2 separate regions of the Homo sapiens genome follow, and region 2 is linked to region 1. A link is a loop called in an ENCODE intact Hi-C map of the cell type or tissue named here. Cell type or tissue: chondrocyte. All regions are shown on one strand. Links, peaks and the distances in the headings refer to the core of each region. The heading gives the core; the rest is flanking DNA. Region 1 overlaps BCL2 (BCL2 apoptosis regulator). Region 2 overlaps BCL2 (BCL2 apoptosis regulator).

Region 1 (5,382 bases), core at 173-5,172:
TGAATAAGTCTCACAAGATCTGATGGTTTTATAAATGGGAGTTCCCCTGCACATGGCTCTCTTGCCTGCCCTCATGTAAGACGTGCCTTTGCTCCTCCTTCACCTTCCACAGATTGTGAGGCCTCCCCAGCCATGTGGAACTGTGAGTCCATTAAAACTTTTTCTTTACAAATTACCCAGTCTCGGGTATTTCTTCATAGCAGTATGAAAACAGACTAATACATAACCTGTCAATAAATATTTGTTTTTAGGAGCCCCCTAAAGTAGGTAGGAGAGTGTTAATATGATCATTTGACAGATAATAGAGGTGCGGGACAAAAAGCTGACAGAGTGGGCTCGTGGTCTATTGTCCCATAATGTCAACGCCCTACCCTTGACATTATGATGTTCATTCCACTCATTTAGTAATTTACTTAATACAGGGAACTGGAACTTGACGCAACTTAGGGCAGGCGGGTGAAGAAGACAACCTCTTCCTTTCTGGAACAAACCACAGTTTGAGGAACACAATGACAGAACTCGATAAAAAGGGAAGAAACCAGACTGCTCCAGTCATCTGACGGCTCTTCAATGAATCTGTAATTCACTCACGGAGGGCCTGACCATTCACTGCGCATCTGCCGAAGAGGAGGAAGGGGCCGGAGGAAGTGAGATCGATGGCCTCCGTTCCAGCATGATTTCGCCTTTCCAGCACCCTATCTAAATTAAGAACAGGGCACTGCGCTGCGTTTAGGGGCATTAGCTCTGAGATCTTGTCCGGGACAGGTCCCTTTTCTGCTCTGGGCTCTTCTTGTTTAAAATTGAGGAGTAGACTACCATCTCGAGGCCAGTGAAATTCTAGACTCTTCATTCTGTTTTTCAGGATTTTTTCTTTTCTTTTCTTTTAAAATCTGAAACGGGAGCTTCCGCATTTATTATTTGCACGTGGTTTTGAGGCGCACTCCTGGCCACATCACAGCTATGTTCTCTTGCCTCTGGGAAATACATAAAATGCCTAGCAACAGTTCCTGGTGGCGGCTGGTCCCCATAAACGCCGCTGGTCGGCCCCCACCCCACCTCTATACCACGACCCCTCTCCCAGCCCGGGGACTGTGGTATGGAGGCCGAGAGAGGCCCATTTTAAGGAAGAAGCAAGACATATGCACCATCCCATCCAAGGAGTAAACAGGCGGGGGGGAGGTGGGCGTGGCCTCGATCAATCACCTCCCCTGAAGCTGCACCACATGCACATTTTAGGCTGGAAATAAGAAAGAATTTCCTGGCTGTAGGAATTGTTAAATAATAGGGCGGATGACCAAGGGAGGTTCCGGAATCTCCTCTTGAGATCTTTAAAAATGCGATACAAGATCGCATGTCTGAGATGATTTCTTGCAGTCCTGGCTAGAGACAGACGGACTAGGTGCCTTAACGGGCCTGACCCTCCTCCCAAGGCATATGATTCTGTCTTTTGCTTTCTCTTACCCTTAGCAATATCCTCAGTGCCTCCTTTATATGTTCATCCCCCTGGTGAAGCTCACTTACTGCCATCCCTCAGGCTAGTTTTCACCCAATCCCTAGCCTCCTCACACCTTTCCTTGTTATTTTATGGAAAGCTGGTCAAAGGTCAGAGTTGCCCAACTCCCCACACATAGTTTGGTGGTAGCATCTGATACCCAGACAAAACACGGCAAGGATTCCAATACCAGCATATTGAAGCTTAAACACCAAATCTGGATGGAAACAGAGAATTAGCTGTTGCTAACAACCCATTGTAAATGAAAATATGATCTTGGTAATTGATTTTAAATAGTTTTTTTTAAAAGAACCCTTGGCCGCATTTCATCAAGAATACAGAGTTTCAAAAGCGTTCATTCCAGGGTTGGATTTTTTTTTTTTCCTCTTTCTTCTGGCTTAAACCCCAAATGGCCAAGATCCCAGTCTGAATAAACAATGTGGGTGGTGACTTTTCTGTGAGGCCCAGTAGAGGATGCAATCACTTTCTTATTCGGTTCAACATTAAATCATGTGAAACTAGCCTGATTACTCCACACAACTTTTACTCCGTAATGGAGGGCAACACAACATGTATTCTTTCTCTGCTTCTCAGGGAGAAAGAAATGAATTCTCCTAACTGGGAGTGTTTAATTATGTATAAAGTTCGTTGACCTCACAGGCGGCTGTCAGATGATCTTGCTAAGGCCTGTGAACGGCATCCCAGGAATGCAGTGATGTGGGCAGAAACCGAGTGAGTTCATGCCACCGAATGCTTTAAATGGGACCGAATCAGCAGCCGTCCAGAAAGACTCCAGCGAAAACAGAACTTTTGGATAATCAGTAATTTAATCTCACCTAAGCATTTTGAGGCCTTCAAAAGTGATTGTTATAAATCAGAAACTCAGGAAAAATCCCATAGGCATGGGGCCCATAACAACGGGGTGAAGTAATTTTGTTTGCTGGTTATTGCCACAGCTGGTTGGAAATGTATGTATTTGCAATGTTCTGTCCCCGTTTTAGAGGTAATGCTTTCTGACTTCCCTGCTACTGACATTAAAAGAAAATGATGAAGCAATCCCATTCATAAATACATGGTGGGGCCTGAAGGAGTGTGCAGAGTCTATGTTTATTTACAGTTTTGATATAATGCAGCCTCCACATGTGTATGCAGTAACTATACCTACTTGTCAGTAAATGCCTTGAAATGTGTTCTTCCTACGCAGAGGGCTGGGTTCTCCTCTTTGGGCTCAGGGAGCGGAAGGGTACCAGCAAGATGAGCGTATGGATTGTGTGTTCTCTTTTGTCTCTACCTGGAGCATCCCCATCTGTCTATTGTGAAAGGACCAGGAAACGCTGGGAGACGGGCTGGCATGTGCTTCTTGGTAACGAGAGAGCAGAGCCCCTGGAGAGCTGTGGGATGGCTAACTGCGGGAGCCCTGCTACTCCGGGTAGGGGAGAGGCGGGGGCCTGTGAAATAGGTGGGCTTGGTGCTTCCTATAACATTTAAATTACCTGATTGGGGGTCCAATATTATGTTCCTTCAGTAGCTTTCTCACCAAACACACATTTTATCCATCCAAATATTATGCTTTCGGCTGGTAAAACTTCACAGGATTATATTCTAAAACAAAACTCTGCTGCATTCATGCTGGTACCTTTATTGTTATGAGTATAAAGAAAGGGAGGCTGGAATTTAGCCAATAACTTTGACACCCTGCTGGAAGCAAAATGGAAGGGGCCTCCCCTGAGCATCTCTTAGACTAACCTAAAAGTCTTGAATCTTTTTCCAAATCAATCACCTAGGTTTTGAGTGCACAATGTCTGTCTGCATCCAATTCGAGTTAATTCAATAGATATTTGGAAAACACAAATAATGGACAAGGCAATTCTGGTGACACAAAAATCAGGCCAGGCGCAGTGACTCACACCTGTAATCACAGCCCTTTGGGAGGCCAAGATGAGCGGATCACCTGAGGTCAGGAGTTTGAGACCAGCCTGGCCAACATGGTGAAACCCCGTCTCTACAAAAATAAAAAATTAGCCGGGCATGGCAATGCATGCCTGTAATCCCAGCTACTTGGGAGGCTAAGGCAGGAGAATTGCTTGAACCCGAGAGGTGGAGGTTGCAGTGAGCTGAGATCGCGCCACTGCACTCCAGCCTGGGAGACAGAGAGAGACTCTGTCTCAAAAAAAAAAAAAAATCAGAACTCTTTATCAGGTCACATTAATCCCAACTGGGAGGATTTGGGTAGTTTTCATGCATGGAATCTTCCCAGGGTTGGGGGCTGAACCCTTAAAGGGGTTCAATAGGCCAAAGGGAAATGGGAACTTACCAAAATCTCAGTTCACACTCGCATGCATTGTGGAGAAGAGAGAGATGTAATTGTCACTGAGTCCTGCTATTCCATGGTTAGGGTTCTATAATTTTATCTTGATTTTTTGTTTGTTTGTTTTAAGACAGGGTCTCGCTGTGTCTCCCAGGCTGGAGTGCAGTGGCATAAACTTGGCTCACTACAATCTCTCCCTCCTGGGCTCAAGCAATCCTCCCACCTCAGACTCCCAAGTAGCTGGGACTACAGACGTGCCACCACGTTTGGTTAATTTTTGTATTTCTTGGTAGAGACGGGGTCTTGCCACCTTGCCCAGGCTGGTCTTGAACTCCTGGGCTCAAGTGATCCATCCACCTTGGCCTCCCAAAGTGCTGGGATTACCGCTGTGAGCCACTGCACCCAGCCTATCTTGTTTTTATAGTCCACTTGATATTTGAGGGTTTCCCCACAGAAGCCTTTCTTTAAGACCCATAGCATTTAATATTACACTGTGAAGTGAACAATCAGCAAAAAAGAAAAGGAATTCCTTCTGTCTTCCCACCCTGATAAAGGAAGCCTTCCTTCAAATGTTCAAAAATTTTCTATAAATATGATCATCCCCATAGTTACAGGGGAAATATGCTTCTAGATAAAGGAATCTGGACACAAAGTAATATTCTAAATCACTTCCACTCTTTTGGATACTACAATTTATAAAATTCCATGAAGGAAATTAGCCTGATTTCTCATGAAGTTCCCTATTGGGAAATCACTGTGTGCCACAGTTATGGAAGCAATATCTTTGTGCATTTCCCAATTCCCTGCCTTTGTCGGAGGCTCTCATCATCTCTAAACTACCACAGCAATTTAGCTATTTCTTGTCTGTAGTACGTGCTGCATTCTGCCTGGTCAGAGGTAAAGATGAATACATGACTTGTCTCTGTTATTTGAGTACATAACTTGTCTCTGTTACATTATAAGCTCTTGGAAATTAGAGACTGATGTACTTATCTTTACATTCCCCAGCGTCATTAACAGGGTTGGTGTCCACTGAAAGAATGAACAAACGAGTCAGTAAATAAATACCATGAAAATATCTATAGCATGGGTTGGAAAACATTTCCAGTGAAAAACCAGATAGCAAATATCTTAAGCCATATGGTCTCTATCATAATTACTCAACTCTGATGTTGCAGTGTGAAAGCAGACATAGACAATACATAGCAAATGGGCATAGCTATGTTCCAATAAAACTTTATTTACAAAAGCACGTGGTGAGCAAGATTTGGCCCACAGGCCATAGCTTTCTAACTCCCGGTCTTTGGTGGTTATCCTTGCTGTAAACCTCAGTATATTCTTTACGCTTTTACATAGCGCTTGTTATTTTCAATAATGAGACAAAGTGCAGAAAACATAAATGTTAAAGGGTTGTTTTGGAACTCTATAGCAATAAATTCACTTAAAAACCAATCACAAAGCACATATGGAAATTAGCTGACCCACCAAGCATATTTCATGGTCACCTATTTTGTATATTGTATTCCTTTAAAGCGAAAAATTCTTATCCCAAGAAATAAGGGTAGTAGTTTTGCCATTTACG
Region 2 (5,382 bases), core at 121-5,120, 90 kb before region 1:
TTATCAGCTGAAGTTCATTCCTCAGCTCCGATCCCCACAACCCGTTCTCCATTTGCCTGTTGTAGTCTAGGACAGAAAACTCAGAGCCTGAATTTCCTGGAAGACACTAATTCCCCACTCCCTCAGATACATAAAGAAATTAAGTGTTGGCCGAGTGAAACAAGTGAGACTTCTGCAGCCGCAGCCAGGGCTTGGCCATAGCTGCGAGGGACCTTCCAGCCCGCCTCCTGGCAGAAGGACGCTGGTCGTGGACACTGATGGGGAAATGGCGGCTGTCCCTGAGCCCCCCAAGAAATGGAGCGAGGTAACTAGAGGCAGTGTGGTTACCATTTGACCGTGGAAGTCTGACAGGACGCCAGGCCTGCGATCCACGCTGGAGTCAGCCAGAGGCCCGCTCTACAAGCCTCCTTTAACCCTTGAGGAGTTAAATGCTGGCATTGTGGTTATGGGACAACTGGAGAGGGATTTGTGTTGGATAAAGGAGCAGAATAAAAACGTCTAAATTTCATCTTTTCTTTGTGTGTTTTCACCTCTGCCAAATTCTTGGAATTCTTATGTCTTACAATTTTATGTGCTTTTCATTTCCGTTTGAACCAGAAACATCATTTAAATGTCTTTGGAGGTAATCCTAACCTACTGAAACACCCCGAGAAACTGTGAAAAAAGTATTAGGATCACGCCTGGTGGGTTTTAAGAAATTTTTGATCCCCAGGCATAAGTTCATGGTTGATGGAATATAGATTCAAACAGGTATGTTTTACTAACTTGGTACACCACCTGAAGAAAGTGATTTTATTAAGGGTAACTTTAAATGCGAAAAAAATAATTTCACTGCCATCATGTCTACAATACCTTTTGGCGAGAAAACAAGAATTCGGAGCTTTTAATGTTTGGCAATGGAACACATCCTTTGGAGGGGAGGAGTCCCAGGAGAGCTCAACCCCTGGCTCTGAAGCTCATCATGTTATCCTAGATTTATAACCGGATAAGCTGGTCTGTTCTGATGTCTTGGTTCTATCACAAGCCACACAATGGCAAGCTGTGGGGTCTGAGTGTCGACGCACCCTTTCTCAGTTCCTCCACTTGTGGTCCAGGGATTCACCTTTCCAGGCTTTGAGAGCCTCATTTGTAACAGGAAGAGATGCCCCATGGTCCTCTAAAGGTCCTTGGTGACACTCAAGTGACATCACTTTTAGATTCTGGGACTCCGTTTTATGTTTGTGCATCAAAAGCAGGGAGGATGAAAAGGGTTTGATACAGTTGGGGCACTGGGAGAAACAGGTGCCTGCAGCCCTGCTGGCTTGCATTCAAAGTCGCAATGTGCCATCACATTTATTACCGGTGCAAATAGAGGCTTGAATCCTAGAGGGGATTTTACTAGAAGAAGCCGGGACGTGACCTGCCGTAATATAGAAGCTAGGAATGTTCTTGATATTCTAGACATCAAAAGAAACACAAGCCAAAATCTTCATGGCACCAGACATTAGAATCCCAGGCAGGGTTTGTAAAGTCCCAACTATTTCTGCTTAAGAATCTACCCAAGAGATACTCCGACAGCTCAAATGGCATGAAAAACATATTCCAATAACACTGAGATGATTTTATGAAAAATTAAGGGATGTCTTCTCTGGATGTGTCCTACTTCTCAGCCATAAACAATATCCATTATTTATGGTAACTTTTGATGATAAGTTAATACCCCAACCAAAGGAGTTTATGGTTTTCATCCCTATTCCTCGGGCAATGGAACCATACATCACTCAAGATTACAGTGTTATTCCCTTTGGATGCCCCCAGGAGATATTTCTTGTATCTCCTAGAATACCCTCTTGAACCAAAAGTTTCCACATTTAAGTCTTTTCTCAGAATGTTTCATTCTCCATGCCCGACCCCTCCCTGCTTGGAAAATGCAGAGAAAATCCATCAGTCATTTTTGGGTTATCAGACTGTGACAAATTTGTTTTTCAAGCTTCAGAAGATTGTTGAACTGCGCTTCCCCGCTCCCCCCCATTTCAGATAACTCAAAACTGGTTTGGATCCGTGACATCAACCTTGGCATGTATGAAGAACGAGGAATGAGGACTTTGCCTTGTTTGGAACCAAAAGAGAAGAATATCCATTTTCTCTCTCTCTCTCTTTTCCATTTTTATTAAGTCAGTATTTTTTCCTTTTAGCCAGATGATGTATACTTTTAACATTCCAGGAAAAAAGTGTCAGTGATATGCGAGTCATAATAAAAGAAAATCAAAAGAAATGCAATTACAAGGGACAGGGAACTGTATCATTTTTAATATAAAATGCCCAGATGAAAATCTAATTTAAAAAATTACCAGCACCATATAAATGAGAAAAGAATATAAGAAAACATTTGTTATTTTAAAAATTAGCTTAATCCTTAATCTTTCTGGCTCTTGGACTTTCAACTTTATTTTTAAAGGCCAAAAATGGTCTTTCGGTGCTGGATCAGGAGTAAACCTCTCAATGATGCAATGAGATACTGTGAAGTGGCAACGAATTTCCCTGGCCTCTGGCCTGCTGCCTGGAATGTAGTAGGAAAAAAAAAAAAAGTTGTTAAATAAAAACAGTGAACAAACAGGATGAAATAATAACCTTCTCATTCTCCTTATTATAGAGGTATCTATTACAAACAAAAACAAATATTCACATGGCACGCTGTTGTTGAGAAAGTGCTTCCATATAGATCATCTAGTGTGGTCCTCCCAACAAGCCACAGATAAGTTATTACTGCTGTCACCCCTCTTTTAGAGATGACCAAGAATACGTAACTTTTCCAAGGACACCTAGTTAATCAATTATGAAACCAGAACTCAAACCCAGAATTCTGACATAAAATATCCTGCCTTTCCACTCAATCACGCGGCCTCCCTAAATGTAGCTATGACTCCCAGCTAAACGGGCCTGCCCAGAGCCACGAAGTCATAAGTGTGCATGGAGCAGCGACGTGCTTATGCTGACACCTCTGTCTCTTTGATAACGTTTACATTATGAGAAAAGAATCAAGCTCATTTATGTCAGCAGTCCACAACCTTTTTGGCACCAGGGACGTGTTTTGTGGAGGACAATTTTTCCACGAATGGGGTGGGGGATCATTTCAGGATGAAACTGTTCCAACACAGATCATCAGGCATTCGGTTCCCATAAGGAGCACACAACCTAGATCCCTTGTGGGCACAGTTCACAATAGGGTTTGCACTCCTAGGAAAACCTAATGTCGCCACTGATCTGACAGGAGCCGGAGCTCAGGCAGTGATGCTCGCCAGCTGCTCACCTCCTGCTGTGCGGCCCTGTTCCTAACAGGCCACAGACCCATACCGGTCCCGGGCTATATGTATAAGTTGCAACTGTTGGCTGGTGCCAGACGACTTTCGCTTGTTCTGTCTCTGTTTCTCTTCTAGCCCAGGGAGATGTCATTCTGTTACCCTCAACCCATGTGAGGGGAAGCTGGAACTATTCACGTATTTACAGGGAGAGTCCGAATAATCATGCAGTAACCCAGCCTTCCTTTCAAACTCTTTGCTTGATGTAATCGCCAATTTTCATTTCAGGCCTGAAAAATAACACTGTTATGACAGTGACCGGCAGATGATTAACAGTGAAGAAGAGAGGAGATGTCACTAATAATATTGATTTTTAACCCTTTCTCTAGTTTTTGTTTGGAACAAACACAGTGCTTAATTATATGGCTCTCTACAGAAAGGGTTCTCCTGACATGAGGCATTTATTTATTTATTTATTTATTTATTTATTTATTTATTTATTTATTTTGAGACAGCGTCTCCCTCTGTCAGTTACCCAGGCTGGAGTGCAGTGGTGCGATCTCGGCTCACTGCAGCCTCTGCCTCCCAGGTTCAAGCAATTCTCCTGCCTCAGTCTTCCCGAATGGCTGGGATTACAGGCACCCACCGCCATGCCTGGCTAATTTTTGTAGTTTTTTTGTAGAATTGGGGTTTCACCATGTTGGCCAGGCTGGCCTGAAACTCCTGACCTCAAGTGATCCTCCTGACTCAGCCTCCCATAGTGCTGGGATTACAGGCGTGAGCCACCGCGCCCAGCCTGACATGAGGCTTTTAGGTACAGAAAGAGAAGTTTCCTTTGTCCAGATGCAATTTTCCCCTATTTTGCTTGGGTCAGCCTGAAAACGAAAGAAAGAGAGTGACCTGGTGGCAAGATGGCTAAGGTTTCTCTCTTCTTCAGCAACACCCAGCTGAAGAGTGGACACCAGTGAATGCACTCTGCTCCTATCTTCAATACTGTGGGCCCAGGAGGGCTGAAAGAAAAGCAGAAAAATCACTTTCCTGCCCAACGGGCATTGTGATGGTTTTTTTTCTTTTATTGCTAACGTACGTCTTCTCTTGTTTTTCTTTCCCTCTGCGTCTGAGGTTGCCATTCCCCACTTTCTCTCCGCATTTTCTTGGCTCCCTCCAGTTTTCTCTGGAGTGACTTTTCCCTTTCTCTGTGAAACCATCACTTCTATGTATTTTCCGTGTCCCATGAACATGCCACAAGTTCTAGAATTAGACTCTGCTCAGCCTTCCCGTGAGCTGTTTTAGTCTGATATTCCAGCAGTCTCCAGGTAGGAAAAAAGAAGTCGATTTAAATATGAATTCCTATAAGGCTGAAGCTAAGCTAACACATTCTGGAGACCTTGTGGCAGAAAAATGTCCAGAAATATTGGACTATAACATAAGATTTGATGCTTAAGAATGAGTTATCAGGTTTGGGGGTGAGAAGGGGTATTAGGTCTCCAACCTCCACTGGGCTACTCCTGTCATATTTTTCCTAGCAAGACAGGCAACACTCCTCAAAGGTTACTAAGCTGCGCCTCCACCAAGAAGGAAAATGGGACTCCTTTCACCTTGAGCTCTCTTTGTACCTTCAGCAAATGACTTCTGAAGTCATCTTGATCTCCTCTTCTATAATGCAATCAGGGGCATTCCCTGCTTCTCTGTCATCTCTCTAATTACTGAAAGAAATTTTCCCCCTTCTTGTGTTTTTTTCTATAATTAGCCTCATAGATTGGTCAAATTCGTCTGTCCAGATTTCCCCCCAAAATTCCCTTCTCCACACTGACTGCGGTGACCCTAAGCTACTTTTTTGCCTATGGCCGGGCTACCTCCCCTAACACCAATCTACCCTGCAACTGACTAACATCTAACCCAGCAGAAATTACTGGGCATCTGTAACATGACTGGCATGATCAAAACCCTGGGGTGGATTCAAGAGAAAAATGCAACTACTCCTTTCCTTCTATGAGGTCAGGAGCAAGCAATACAAGCAAGAATGTCCTGGTGGCAGAAGGGGTGGCCATGACGGTTCAGAGAAGGGCGAGTTCACTCAGGCAAGGGGGGCGATAATAGATGG

Evidence for each region. A loop is a pair of places that touch in the nucleus more often than their neighbours do. Peaks named below come from ENCODE experiments on the same cell type or tissue, not always from the same donor. Only the 100,000 strongest peaks of a DNase experiment are listed, where the experiment ranks them.
Region 2: it touches region 1 in a loop (2.6-fold over the local background); 18 of 110 quality-filtered maps call a loop at or near these places.

What each region holds. Positions count from the first base shown.
Region 1 is chr18:63,236,081-63,241,462 of GRCh38, forward strand. The region is part of intron 2 of BCL2 (BCL2 apoptosis regulator); the gene reads right to left. Among named protein-coding and RNA genes, the nearest start is that of BCL2, 81 kb to the right of the region's middle. In chondrocyte, for the core only: no CTCF peak of the experiment used is centred there; a DNase peak (open chromatin) is centred at 2,871.
Region 2 is chr18:63,146,108-63,151,489 of GRCh38, forward strand. The region is part of intron 2 of BCL2 (BCL2 apoptosis regulator); the gene reads right to left. Among named protein-coding and RNA genes, the nearest start is that of BCL2, 170 kb to the right of the region's middle. RefSeq lists enhancers at 1-268, 269-769, 1,003-1,122, 4,927-5,096. In chondrocyte, for the core only: no CTCF peak of the experiment used is centred there; no DNase peak of the experiment used is centred there.